Linked DNA regions of Homo sapiens: all the other regions are linked to region 3. A link is a contact called in ENCODE Hi-C or POLR2A ChIA-PET data. All regions are on one chromosome and are shown on one strand. The core of a region is the stretch at or near the end of the contact, and the rest is flanking DNA. Distances in the headings are between cores, read along the strand shown.

Region 1 (3,778 bases), core at 827-3,326, 1.4 Mb before region 3:
GAACACGAAGATGACATTTAGACACAGATGCTTTTCTGCAAGTCACCACACTTTAATTTTAAGAAAGGAGACTAGCGATCTATTGAATAATTCATTCCCTCATGGCACTGGTTCAACACCCCAGGCTCCTCTGCTGAGAAGCCTCCTTATGTAGCTGTACTGGACAAGTGCGGTAGAAAAGACAGAACCCAGTGGGGATGACAGAATTCTTTAATTGTCTGCAAAAGAGGAAATCCAGTTGGTGGAGAGAAAAATTATTTCCACATTGGAAAAAAAAGTAATGACAAAAATAAAAAGGCTTTGTCAAATATAGTTCACTCTTCTCATTACTTGCCTTAGTGTTTCAAAGATAAACGCTTTTTGTTACAACACATCACAGATAACGCAACTTCGCCTGACTGAACCCGGCGTGGGGAGACTGCAGAGATGGCGCTCTGCAGCCAAAACAAAGGGTGGGGGAGGGGAGGGGCAATTACAAAAAAGACACCTTATGAAAAAAAATCCCTACAATTCACAAAGCTTGCTACTGAAATTAATTTCAGGTTTCCACGTCCACGGGGACACGTACAGGATTTAAAATGACGATCACGTGGCATCTCTCAGGGCCAAATGGGGCGCATCAAAGCTTCCCCTCGACGTTTATTAACTCTGCAGTCCGTTCTCTACGTCTGCGAAGAATTGGCAGATAACGATGTGTCTGAGAGAAGAGGCGTTTTCTAAGGAGACACACAAAGGGAGTGGGACCCTCCAACCTCACTCTGTGAGAGGAACACCGCACAGCAGTGTGGGGGCTCGAACACCCCAAGAGCGGCAGAGCGCGGTTCAGAAAACATGACCCTTGAAATGCACACAAAGCCTAACAACGTGTCCTCCGCGGAAGAAAACAGCTTGAAAAGGTCGGCTTTGAAGTGACCCAGCGGAAAGGAATCACCCTGGAAGAAACACGCAGCAGCCCCGGGGCAATGCGCGGGCAGGAGGAGCAGCGAGCGCGGGGAGCGCAGGGCCCTTCGGAGAGGGCGCTCCACCGGCCCTGCGCTCCGTACCTGTGCCGCCACGCCCACCGGTCCCCTGCTGAGCCTAGCACCGCCCATTTAGACCCAGCACCACCCGTCCGGACCGAACCTAGCACCGCCCGTCCGGACCCAGCAGCGCCCATTTGGATACTGCACCGCCCGTCCAGACCCAGAACCGCCCGTCCGGACCCAGTACCACCCATCGGACCCAGCGCCGCCCATTTAGACCCAGCACCGCCAGTCCGAACCGAACCTAGCACCGCCCATGGGACCCATCGCCCGTTCGGACCCAGCACCGCCCGTCCAGATCCAGCACTGCACCCCCATTTGGATCCAGCACCGCCCGTCCAGACCCGGACCCGCCAGTCCGGACCGAACCCAGCACCGCCCATCGGATCCGGCGCCGCCCATTTAGACCTAGCACCACCCATCCGAACCGAACCTAGCACCGCCCATCGGACCCACCGCCCGTCTGGACCCAGCACCGCCCGTCTGGAACCAGCACCGCCCGTCCACAGATCCATCACCACCCATTTGGACCCAGCACCGCCCGTCCCCGCCCGTCCGGACCGAACGCAGCACCGCCCATCGGACCCAGCAGCGCCCATTTAGACCTAGCACCGCCCGTCCGAACCGAACATAGCACCGCCCATCGGACCCATCACCGCCCGTCCAGATCCAGCACCGCCCATTTGGATCCAGCACCGCCCGTCCGGACTCTGCACCGCGCGTCCGGACCCAACACAGCACCACCCATCGGACCCAGCACTGCCCATTTAGATCCAGCAGCGCGCGTCCGAACCGAACCTAGCACCGCTGGTCGGGAAGGAACCCGGTACCGCCGGTTGGGACCCACCACCGCCAGTCCAGACGGAACCCTAGCACCGCGCGGGGCCCGCCCTCCGACACCTCCCTCCCTGGCGGCCGCGGCAGCAGCACCTAGTGGAGCGGCCCGGAGGTGCGGCGGCGCCGCGCGGGGCGGCGGCGCGCACGGCGGGCGGCGGCGCGCACGGCGGCGGGCGGGGCGCGGGCGGGTGCGGGCGGCGGGCGGCGGGCGCCGGGCGCACACCGGCCGGCGGGGCTGAGGCGGCGCGGCGCGGCGCGGACTGAGCCCCAGGCGGAGGCCAAGTCGGAGGACGCGGCGCGGCCGCGGAGGCGGAGGCAGCCGCGGAGGCGGAGGCGGCCGGCGGGGGGTGGCGAGGGGCGCCGGGCCCCCGCGGACCTGTCGTCCTCGGCCCGTCCTCCGGCCCCGGCCCCGCGCGGCTGAGGAGGCGCGGCCAGGACCATGTCGGCGGGCGGCCGTGACGAGGAGCGGCGGAAGCTGGCCGACATCATCCACCACTGGAACGCCAACCGGCTGGACCTGTTCGAGATCAGCCAGCCGACCGAGGTGAGCACCGCCGGGCGCGGGGCCTGCGCGACCCCCGCCCGCTGCGCCGCGCCCCGCCCCTCCCCCCCGCCGCCGCCCGCCAGCCGCGGACCCGCCCTCCTTTCCCCCTCCCCCCTCCGCCCCTTCTCTCCCCTCCCCCTCCCCCAGGCCCACCGCGGGCCCCGGCGTCCCCCGCAGCCCCCGTCCCCCTGCCGCGGTGTATCCCGGGGTCGCGCGGGCCGAGCGGGGGCTGGCGGGGCGCGGCAGTCACCTGTTCCCCTCTCCGGCCGCTCACCTGGTGGCTCACCTGGGCCGCCGCCCCCACCCCCGCGAGCGCGGCGCGGCCCCGGCCTCATCCCCGGCGGCGCGGGGGGCGCGGCGGCGCGCGGGGCCGGCGCCCTCCACCTGCAGCCCGGTTGTGGCTCGCGGCGCCCCTTCGCCGTGGCCGGGATGGAGCCTGTGACGCGCGCTGTGCTTCGGGTTCATAAACTTGCAGGCTGCCAGCTGGGAGGGGAAAGTCAGTATCACAAAGTTCGGGAGGTGCGGGCTGCCTGATGGCACAGGCCCGGAGTCGGACGCCTCCGAGGAAAGGCGCGCCTTCTCCACCTTCGGGGCCGCGAGGAAGGGCCCTCTGCGGCGGCCTCTGCCCGGAGGGAGGCGCCGGCCCCAGGCTGGCTCCCTGAGAGGAGGAGGAAATCACGCTCGCTCCTGGCCTGGTAACAATGGGGGTTGTTTATAGCAAAGCTGCTGAAAGCGTTCCGAGCAGCTTTTAAAAAAATGTTTGAGTCCAAGTCCACTAGGAAGGGCTCCGTGGAGAGGGGAGGGAGGTGAAGGGTCGGGGAGCAACCCTGTAAATCGCTCCGCAAGGGTCGGTTCCGCGCTCTGTTCATTCGGTGGCTGCACAGACTTTACCAGCATAAAAAAATTTCACTCAATATTTGTGCCCGTTTAGGAAATCATTTTAATAGCGTCTATTTTTGATTTGTTGTAATAGGTAATTTATAGTTAATACTTGCTATAAAATACTAGCTCCTAGGCAACAAAACATGTTTGGCAGATTTGAACATTCTTACGAAATGTAATCCTTTTATCATTAAATTCCACTTTATGTTTTTGAGAGAATTTGACTATTGCTTCTCTGATTTCTTGAGTTTTTGCCAGTCATGGGAAGGACTCTATTTCTTCTGTTTTCATCTGTACCTGTGACTGCACTTGACGTGGGTAGCTAGCCATTTGTCTTAATACTGAGTTGAATACTGACACACGCCATTAGGCTCAGGTTGTCAATTTGAGCATAGATGTTATGTTAAGTTACTCCTGATTCATTCATCTTCTGTAATGATTTTATGAGTTAGGTTCTAGTAAGGGAGTTAGTACTATGTACTTAAGTGTTCGT
Region 2 (4,065 bases), core at 1-2,500, 1.3 Mb after region 3:
GGGGTTTTTACCCTCCGTTGAAAACGTAGGGCGAAAATCGCAGCTGCAAAGGGCCCGCGGCTCTGTGCGGTTCCATCCCCAAGTCTCTGCCAGGAGCCGAATACATGGCTGTAGAGGACAACATCGCACGGCTGCGCCTGCGGATCCGACACTTGCTGTCTCACGGCGAGATGGCTGCCTTGACCGGACGTTACGCCACTTCCGGCTTCTCCTGAAGTTCGCTCCCGGCCTCTCTATCTCACGCTAGTCGTTGCTCCTGGAGGGCTGCACGGCGGCTTGTCCCTTTGGTAGTTGAATCCCGCCCATTCCAAAAAGCGCTGACAGGGATGTAAAGGGTTTTTTTTGTTTGTTTTTTGTTTTTTTCCCCCTCGAAGAAAACATTGGAATTCACCCCAATGGACAAAAATTTAAGTCTGACCATACAAAAAAATTGTCAGAACTATGGCGCAACGGCAACTCGAATAACGGTGGGAACGTTAATTGTCCTGGCTAATAAAAAATGTATATAACATTTCCTATCCTTAAAGAGCTCACAACCTCACTGATAATAAAAAGTACAAAGAAAACAAGCAGTATAACATATGATTACGCCACAATGAACTACAGAAGGGAAAATCAAGGCGTGCTGAAGTCCCACTAAGAAACAACTGCGGAAAGAGCCATGTGACAACAGTGCATGAACTGGGAGTGGCAGAACTGAATATAAATGCATGTGTAAACACAAGCTGTTTGTTTTGCTTAGTGTTCCTTGTCATTCTACACGCTTGAAGATCAGCTAGCGTTCTTGCTGACAGGTAAGGAGGACGCGCTTACTGAGTGCCAAGCACTGCTCAGGCACTGATTCTGTCAATCTCTGTCAATCTCCCGACAGCCCAAGGGTAAGCACTGTTATCATTATTCAATTTTACAGAAAAAAAATGCGGGGGAGAGGTCAGGTAACTTGTCGAAGGTAACGCCGCTAGTTGCTTTAAACAACAACAACAACAACAACAAAACACACTCACACATATACACACACACGCCATTTAAAAATCGATCTTTCCTACGTCCAGCAAGGGCCAATTAGAGATGGCTGTGGCACGGCGGCCCCGCCCCGGAACTCCTCAAGAGCTTCGCCCCTCCTTACCTATGGAAACACAGGAAGTGACCTATGCTCACACTTCTCATGGCCTCGGCCCTAGTGGGAGCAACTCGCTGAAGCCGAGGGCAGAACTGGCGGAAGTGACATTATCAACGCGCGCCAGGGGTTCAGTGAGGTCGGGCAGGTTCGCTGTGGCGGGCGCCTGGGCCGCCGGCTGTTTAACTTCGCTTCCGCTGGCCCATAGTGATCTTTGCAGTGACCCAGGTAACAGATTGTACTCTTTTCTGACGGTTCGGGCGAAGGCCACCACTGCACTGAGGCCTGGGGGCAATGGTGGGGAAGAGACTAGGAATTGGCGCGCGTGCAGGCCCCTCGGGGGACGTTCCTCCCTTTCGTGCTGCCGCCGTTCCGGCCTGTAACGGCCACTCGGCCGCCACTCCCGCCTGGTGCCCTACTCTGCTGTGTTTCGCAGGCAGCTTCCCATCGTACGATTGTGGGGCTCAGGGTACTACTGGCTGGCTGGGCGGCGGCAGGCGGGACAGGACAGTCCCTTGCATCGAAGACCCTAAGTTTACCCTGCCCTGTCCTGCCATCCGCTTCTTCTCCATGTTAGAAGCAGATTCACCCAGATCTGTGCCCGCCTGTTTTGCTGCCAACATTGAGACTTAAATATTTTGTCAGAAGCCTGAGACAGCGGGCACGGTAGCGCTTAAGATATAATACACACCACTTTATTTGCAGGGTCTCCCGTCTCTCGGTTCAGGCCATCATGGTTTTCCAAATCTCTAGGTAGACTTTTCTGTGAAAAGACTGTGCTTCATTTAGTTATACAGACACTAGAAGGCTATGCAGAATTAATTTGATTGCCTCCAAAAAATATCGGATTTGATGTTTCAATTTCCAGGAGATGAAGATACCCAGCAAACAACTCTTTTCTGAGGATAAATTAGTGCAGTAATCACTGTGCGGTTTCTTCTGTAGACTTACTTGCAAAAAGTGGCCTGAAGCCACCGAAGGTCCTGGATAAATCTCTAATCATACTTATAATGGCTTTAAATCCTGCCGTCATTATCTCTTGCCTCAACCTTAGATTCCTGAAACGAAACTTCCGTCCTCCAGTTTTACTCCTCTCAAATTCATCTAGTCTTGCCAAATTAGATCTGTTCATACTGCACTTCCGAAATTCCATAACTGTTATTATTGCCTATGCAATAACATTGAAAACTCCTGATAGTATGAGCCCACCAATATGTGCTGTCTCATCTGCTGCAGTGACCTTCTATACAGTCATACTAAGCTTGTTGCCTGCATACTGCATGCTTTTTCAATCTGTCTCTTTCTGCTTGATTTCTCTTTTGTCTGAAGCCCTGATGTGTAAATTCCTACTCACCTTGTGAGACCCAAGTTAGATGGTCCCTGCTTTGTGAAAACACTGCGCTCTCTTCACAGTGATTGGCTGTTAGTCTATATTGTCTTCTCTTCCAGGGGTGTATATGGGCTCATTCATGATCACATACTGTATTCCAGGCATAGTGCTAGATGCAGAGATCACAAAGACATGTAGGCTGGTTTCTGCATTCAAGGAACTTAGCTTAGACCATACCTGCTGTTATAATACTATGTTTTACAGTAGTTATTTGCATACCCTTCATATTGAACACTTTGATGCCAAGGACTATATCCTCCTATCTTTATATCCTCATCTGCAGGACTTCTGTTATTGTTATTATAGGATAACTGTCAAAAAAAAAGTATATTTTAAAAAATATCTCTGATATATTTATTTCCAGAAGCAGAGCTTGCTTTCTTTTTTGGTCTGTTTTTCAGTGATGAGTATGTAGGATAGATAGTCTTTGGGGGCCTTTGCCCTTTCAAAGTGATCGTCAGAGTCTTTCATACATTCAGCAAATATCTGAGTGTCTGTTCTGTACCAGCACATGCTTGAAGTGCATATGCCTGAAGGATCTTTGGACATATAATTTGTAACTTTGAGACCTCTAAGTTCTATGTGAGAATATGTTGTTATAAACTCATTTCAGATGTGTAGTGAGTAAAGCGATGATGATTTAAGAAAAGTCAGATAACAGGCACAGTTTGCATTAATGTGTTCTAAAGAGGTAAGGTTATTACATTTATAAAAATTCAGGGCTTTATCTTTGTGCGGCTTTTTTTTTTTTAACAGTTTCATTACAGTAGGAGCTTGATAAATGATCACTCTGAAGTATATTGGATTGAATTTGATATTTACTTAATTTTTTGCCCAAGACATTGTAGAGGATGTAAAATTGGAATATTTAAAGATCTAAACTTTGCCTAACAGTGCTGTGTATACAGTGCTTAGTGAATATTCTGCTCTGATATTACATTTTGCTTAGGAATTATTTTTCTCTAGGTGTTTTTCCTCAAAAGTTTTTAATGCTGGTTATGACAGCTCGATTTTGAGCATTTTCCGATTATTTAAACATGTAACAAAATGATTTTTGTTTTGTTGGCGATTTTACATGCAATCGCCGGAAACATGGAAGGAATAAAACTTTAGGATTATAAGGTAAAAACAAATGTATTCCAAAATAGCTTCATTGGTTTTCATGTTTGTGTTTTGTATAGCCATAGAACTGGCTTATAGGACTGTACAGGTTACCTGGATCCTTAAATTAAACTTTAGACTTTTTTCCAAAGCAGCATCACTGTTTCTTGGCGTGTGAAGATAACCCAAGGAATTGAGGAAGTTGCTGAGAAGAGTGTGCTGGAGATGCTCTAGGAAAAAATTGAATAGTGAGACGAGTTCCAGCGCAAGGGTTTCTGGTTTGCCAAGAAGAAAGTGAACATCATGGATCAGAACAACAGCCTGCCACCTTACGCTCAGGGCTTGGCCTCCCCTCAGGTAATATAGCAGGAGGGAGAGAATAGGGAGGGCGGAAATCTGAACTGCAAGAGATGGTATCAAAAGGCAAGGAAGGGCATTTAATGATCTGTTTTTGAAA
Region 3 (3,680 bases), core at 203-2,702:
AGAAAGGAAATCAGTATATCAAAGAGACATCGGCCCTCTCATGTTTATTACAACACTACTCACAATAGCCAAGACATCGAATCAACCTAAGTGTTCATCAATAGGCGAAAGGACAAAGAAAATATTGTATATGCACACAATGGAATACTAGTCAGCCATAAAAAGGAATTAAATCCTGTCATTTGCAGCAGGATGGATAGATCTGAAGATCATTCTGTTATGTAAAATAAGCATGACACAGAAAGACAAATATTGCATGTTCTCATTCATATGTGGGAGCTAAAACAGTGGGTCTTGTGGATGTTGAGAGCAGGATGGCGGATGCCAGATGCTGGGGTGGAATGGTGGAGAGGAAGATGAAGGGGAGCTGGTTAAGGAGTACAAAAATACAGTCAGAAGGAATGAGCTATCACATGCAGTATAGTAGGAAAATTATGCTTAATAGTTTATTGTACATATCAAAATAGCTAGAAGAATTGTAATGTTCTCAATACAGAGAATAAAAATGTATGAGGTCATGGGTATCCCAATTACCCTAACTTTATCATTACACATTTTAAACAGATATCAAAATATCACATATAACCCAAGAATACTACAGATATTATAATGAATTAGAATTAAATCTTCCAAACTATACACGAGGGTGTCTTTCCATTTATATAGGTTTTAATTTATTTTGGCATTGTTTTTCTGTTTTCATAGTACAAGTCTTCTGCCTCCCAAGTTACATTTATTACGAGGTATTTTATTGTTTTGTATGTTATTGCAAATGGTATTGTACTTTTAACTTCCGTTTTAAATTGTTTCTGTCTGGTATACAGACGCACAACTGATTTCCATGTGTTGATCTTGTTCTCTGACACTTTGCCAACTTTTCCACTTCTTTAAAATCCAGAATAAGTATGGCCTGAGACAAGGGAGGTTTGTGTATTCATGATGCATATGTATAGTCACGTGTATGTTGCTTGCGTATATACCATTCAATAATCAATACATAAATATAAATAATATGTATCTCCATTTTAACAACTGTAATTTATTCCTAAAGCCATATTTAAAAATAATTACATTTTTAAATGGGAAAAGTCGTATGAAGAATTCTGTCCCACCTCAAGATAACTAAACAATTTTTCAGTAGAAAAATAAATCTAAAAACAGAAAAAATATTTTAAAAGTAAATAAATCGTACATAAAACGAAGCGCAATCGAGTTTTGTTGCACTAATGCTTTCTTCCTCTTTCTACACCATTTTGTTTGCAGAATCGGCCTTTTGAAGGTTCCGGGTTACCCTGCAGTGAAGCTGTCATTCAAGCACAGTCAGGGCCCAGGAGAGGGCGCAGGGAGGGCGCAGGCGCGCAGGGAGGGCTGGGCATGCGCTCGGCGGGGCCTCCGGCTCTCGGGGACGCGCGCGGGCGGGGCTCGCCGGGGCTGAACCGGCTGAGCTTCCCAGGGACGCCCCGACCCAAGCCCTGCAGTCCGCGCGCGTCAGGGGTGTGCGCTGGAGGCCGGAAAGTCGAATATCACTTCCCATCCTGCATTTGATGTGCTTTGGGGTTGAAAAAGCCCTTATGTGGTAAAAAAAAAAAAAAAAAAAAAGTCAGAAAAGTGGCAAAAGTCTTCAACGGCCTGAAAAAGGCCGAGACAGGAACTGAGAAGCTGGCAGTAGGTCCTGCTACTGCTGCAGGGGCGGCGGGCGCCCTGGGTGGGCCACGAGGCAGGGACAGCCGAGGCTCCGCGCTCACCCCACCCGCAAGGGGCCAAGCGCAGACTCAGGGGAGCCAGAGGGGCCGGACCGCTGAGCAAGGGCTGGGGAAGGGTGAGTCAGGGGCCCCTGTGGGACTGCACGGGGTGGGGGGCACGGGCCCGGACCTCTCTCACAAATGCCCACGTGGTCCCCAAGGCTAACGCCGGCTGCGTGGGCCGCAAGCTGCTCTGGGCCCGCAGCTCACTCCCCTGGGCACAGGGCTGACACCCGGGCGAAGCAGGAGTGTCCCAGCTTGCTTCAGCCCCTCCCCTGGGCCCCCAGGCTGGTGGCTCCAGAAGGACTTTACTAAGAGGGTGGGAAGCATCAGTGCAGGTACCTGCCCTGGGCTAAGGGCCTCGTGTGGGTGATAGCCCTCAGCAGGGCCCTCCCATTTGGGCATTGGCAGCCCACAGGGCTGTGGCCGTGGAGCTGGAGTGGCAGCTCCTGGATCACCCCACACCTGCGTTCCTCAAGGCCTAGGCACCACTTGCTCCATGGTCAAAAGCATCACTTTGTGAAACGCAGACTGAGCAAAGCTGGCCTAAGATTTTGGTCCTCCAGGAATGACGGAAGGAGCCCTCTGCCCCCATGTAGCCTATAGCTGGGACACGCAGCAGCCAGTGAGTTGGTCACGGTATGAAGGCTTCTCTCCTCCCGGCAATCACAGATCCCACGCTTGGATACTTGGGAGTGAAGATGTGTTATTTCACCCACCGACTCGTTCCACACGACCAAGGCCTGTGCCTGCCCTGAGGGCGAGTTGGTTGAGCCTTGTACAGACAACTCTCAGAGCGTGGGCCTGGGCCGAACCTTTCCCTGTGAGCAGCAGCATCAGCGTCTAGAACGACGGCCCTCCCGGTCCACGGTGGAAGGTGCGGAGCTCCCGTGGTGTGCTGGCAGCGATTCGCAGAAGGGAGATGGAGGGCCACAGGGCAGGTGCTCGCACGGAGTCATCGAGGTCCAGGGACACCTTCCTCCCAGGTGAGCTCACAAAGGCACCACACATTAATCCTGGGAGACAACCATTCTGATGTGGCTAAGGCCATCGACAGGGAACATGATTGTCAGGAAACCTCAACTTTTCGATAAATGACAGCAAAACCTGAATGCAGGAGAAATGTATCTCATTTTAATGCCTGACTTCTAAGCATCCTTATTCAACATATTATATGTATTTTTTGTTTCATGAGTAAAATGTACATTGAGCTTCCTCCAGTAGCTGTCCATAGACCAGCCACTATCACTGCCATCATTATTTTGTTTCTAAACTTTTCTTTTTACACATGTAGGTCTAGCTTTTTCCTCCATATTGATGAACTAAAACTCACTCATTTCACAACTCAAAGCCAGGGCCTTCAGTTCACAGCCCGTTGCCTCAGACGGCCTTTCCTATATCTTATTGCTTCACTGTCTGACTCACTCCAGCGTGTTTCAGCCAAGTATACTTGTTTTTATTCATCTTGCTCTCTTTTCCTCCCTCCCCCAACTCCCCCTCTTTCCCTCTGTCTCTTTGTCTCTTTCTCTCTCCCCCATCCCTCCCTCTCTTCCCCTTTCTCTCTGGATGCCCTCTCTCCCTCTCTCCCTCCCTCTCTTCCCCTTTCTCTCTGGATGCCCTCTCTCCCTCTCTCCCTCCCTCTCTTCCCCTTTCTCTCTGGATGCCCTCTCTCCCTCTCTCCCTGTTTTTCTTCTCTGTGTCTGCCTGCATAATATTCAGAAATCCCAACAAGAGCAGCTGGAGCTGCTAAAGAAACCCCAGCGTTCTGTGCTGCTGCCATTGCCTCCTCCAACTGGTGAGCCCGATCGGCCCATTTTTAGGCAGTGCTGTGGTTGGAAATGGGCCCTTCCTCTGGGGTCCGCTACTTCCCTCCACCTGACTCAGAAGAATGAGTCAAGAGGGAAGAACAGCTCGTATTAGGGAGAGGGTCCCGTGTGC

The links. A loop is a pair of places that touch in the nucleus more often than their neighbours do. ChIA-PET counts read pairs that join two places held with the same protein, here RNA polymerase II (POLR2A). Pooled maps may share reads with other maps.
Region 1: a map of naive thymus-derived CD4-positive, alpha-beta T cell shows a loop between it and region 3 (12-fold over the local background). The contact joins the promoter of AFDN here to the promoter of THBS2-AS1 in region 3. A Hi-C loop is called at or near these places in 2 of 168 maps with a recorded cell type or tissue (naive thymus-derived CD4-positive, alpha-beta T cell and vagina) and 9 of 50 pooled maps.
Region 2: a loop to region 3 is called in a map of CD8-positive, alpha-beta T cell, with 10 times the contacts of the local background. The contact joins the promoter of TBP here to the promoter of THBS2-AS1 in region 3. A Hi-C loop is called at or near these places in 6 of 168 maps with a recorded cell type or tissue (CD4-positive, alpha-beta T cell, CD8-positive, alpha-beta T cell, heart right ventricle and 1 more), 2 of 37 single-sample maps with no recorded cell type and 18 of 50 pooled maps. POLR2A ChIA-PET finds 5 or more read pairs at or near these places in 2 of 52 experiments (B cell and naive thymus-derived CD8-positive, alpha-beta T cell).

Annotation. Positions count from the first base shown.
Region 1 is chr6:167,824,835-167,828,612 of GRCh38, forward strand. AFDN (afadin, adherens junction formation factor) reads left to right here and starts at 2,077. Exons shown (of 34, transcript NM_001386888.1): 1 at 2,077-2,403. The coding sequence starts at 2,299. AFDN-DT (AFDN divergent transcript) reads right to left here and starts at 1,962. Exons shown (of 2, transcript NR_027906.1): 1 at 569-1,962. RefSeq lists silencers at 1,046-1,115, 2,030-2,229 and enhancers at 1,700-1,769, 1,800-1,879.
Region 2 is chr6:170,553,119-170,557,183 of GRCh38, forward strand. It overlaps TBP (TATA-box binding protein), which reads left to right and starts at 1,251. Exons shown (of 8, transcript NM_003194.5): 1 at 1,251-1,345; 2 at 3,764-3,965. The coding sequence starts at 3,912. It overlaps PSMB1 (proteasome 20S subunit beta 1), which reads right to left and starts at 189. Exons shown (of 6, transcript NM_002793.4): 1 at 12-189. The coding sequence starts at 124. RefSeq lists enhancers at 1-321, 1,132-1,521.
Region 3 is chr6:169,211,760-169,215,439 of GRCh38, forward strand. THBS2-AS1 (THBS2 antisense RNA 1) reads left to right here and starts at 1,453. Exons shown (of 3, transcript NR_134621.1): 1 at 1,453-1,819; 2 at 2,415-2,728. RefSeq lists a silencer at 1,192-1,541.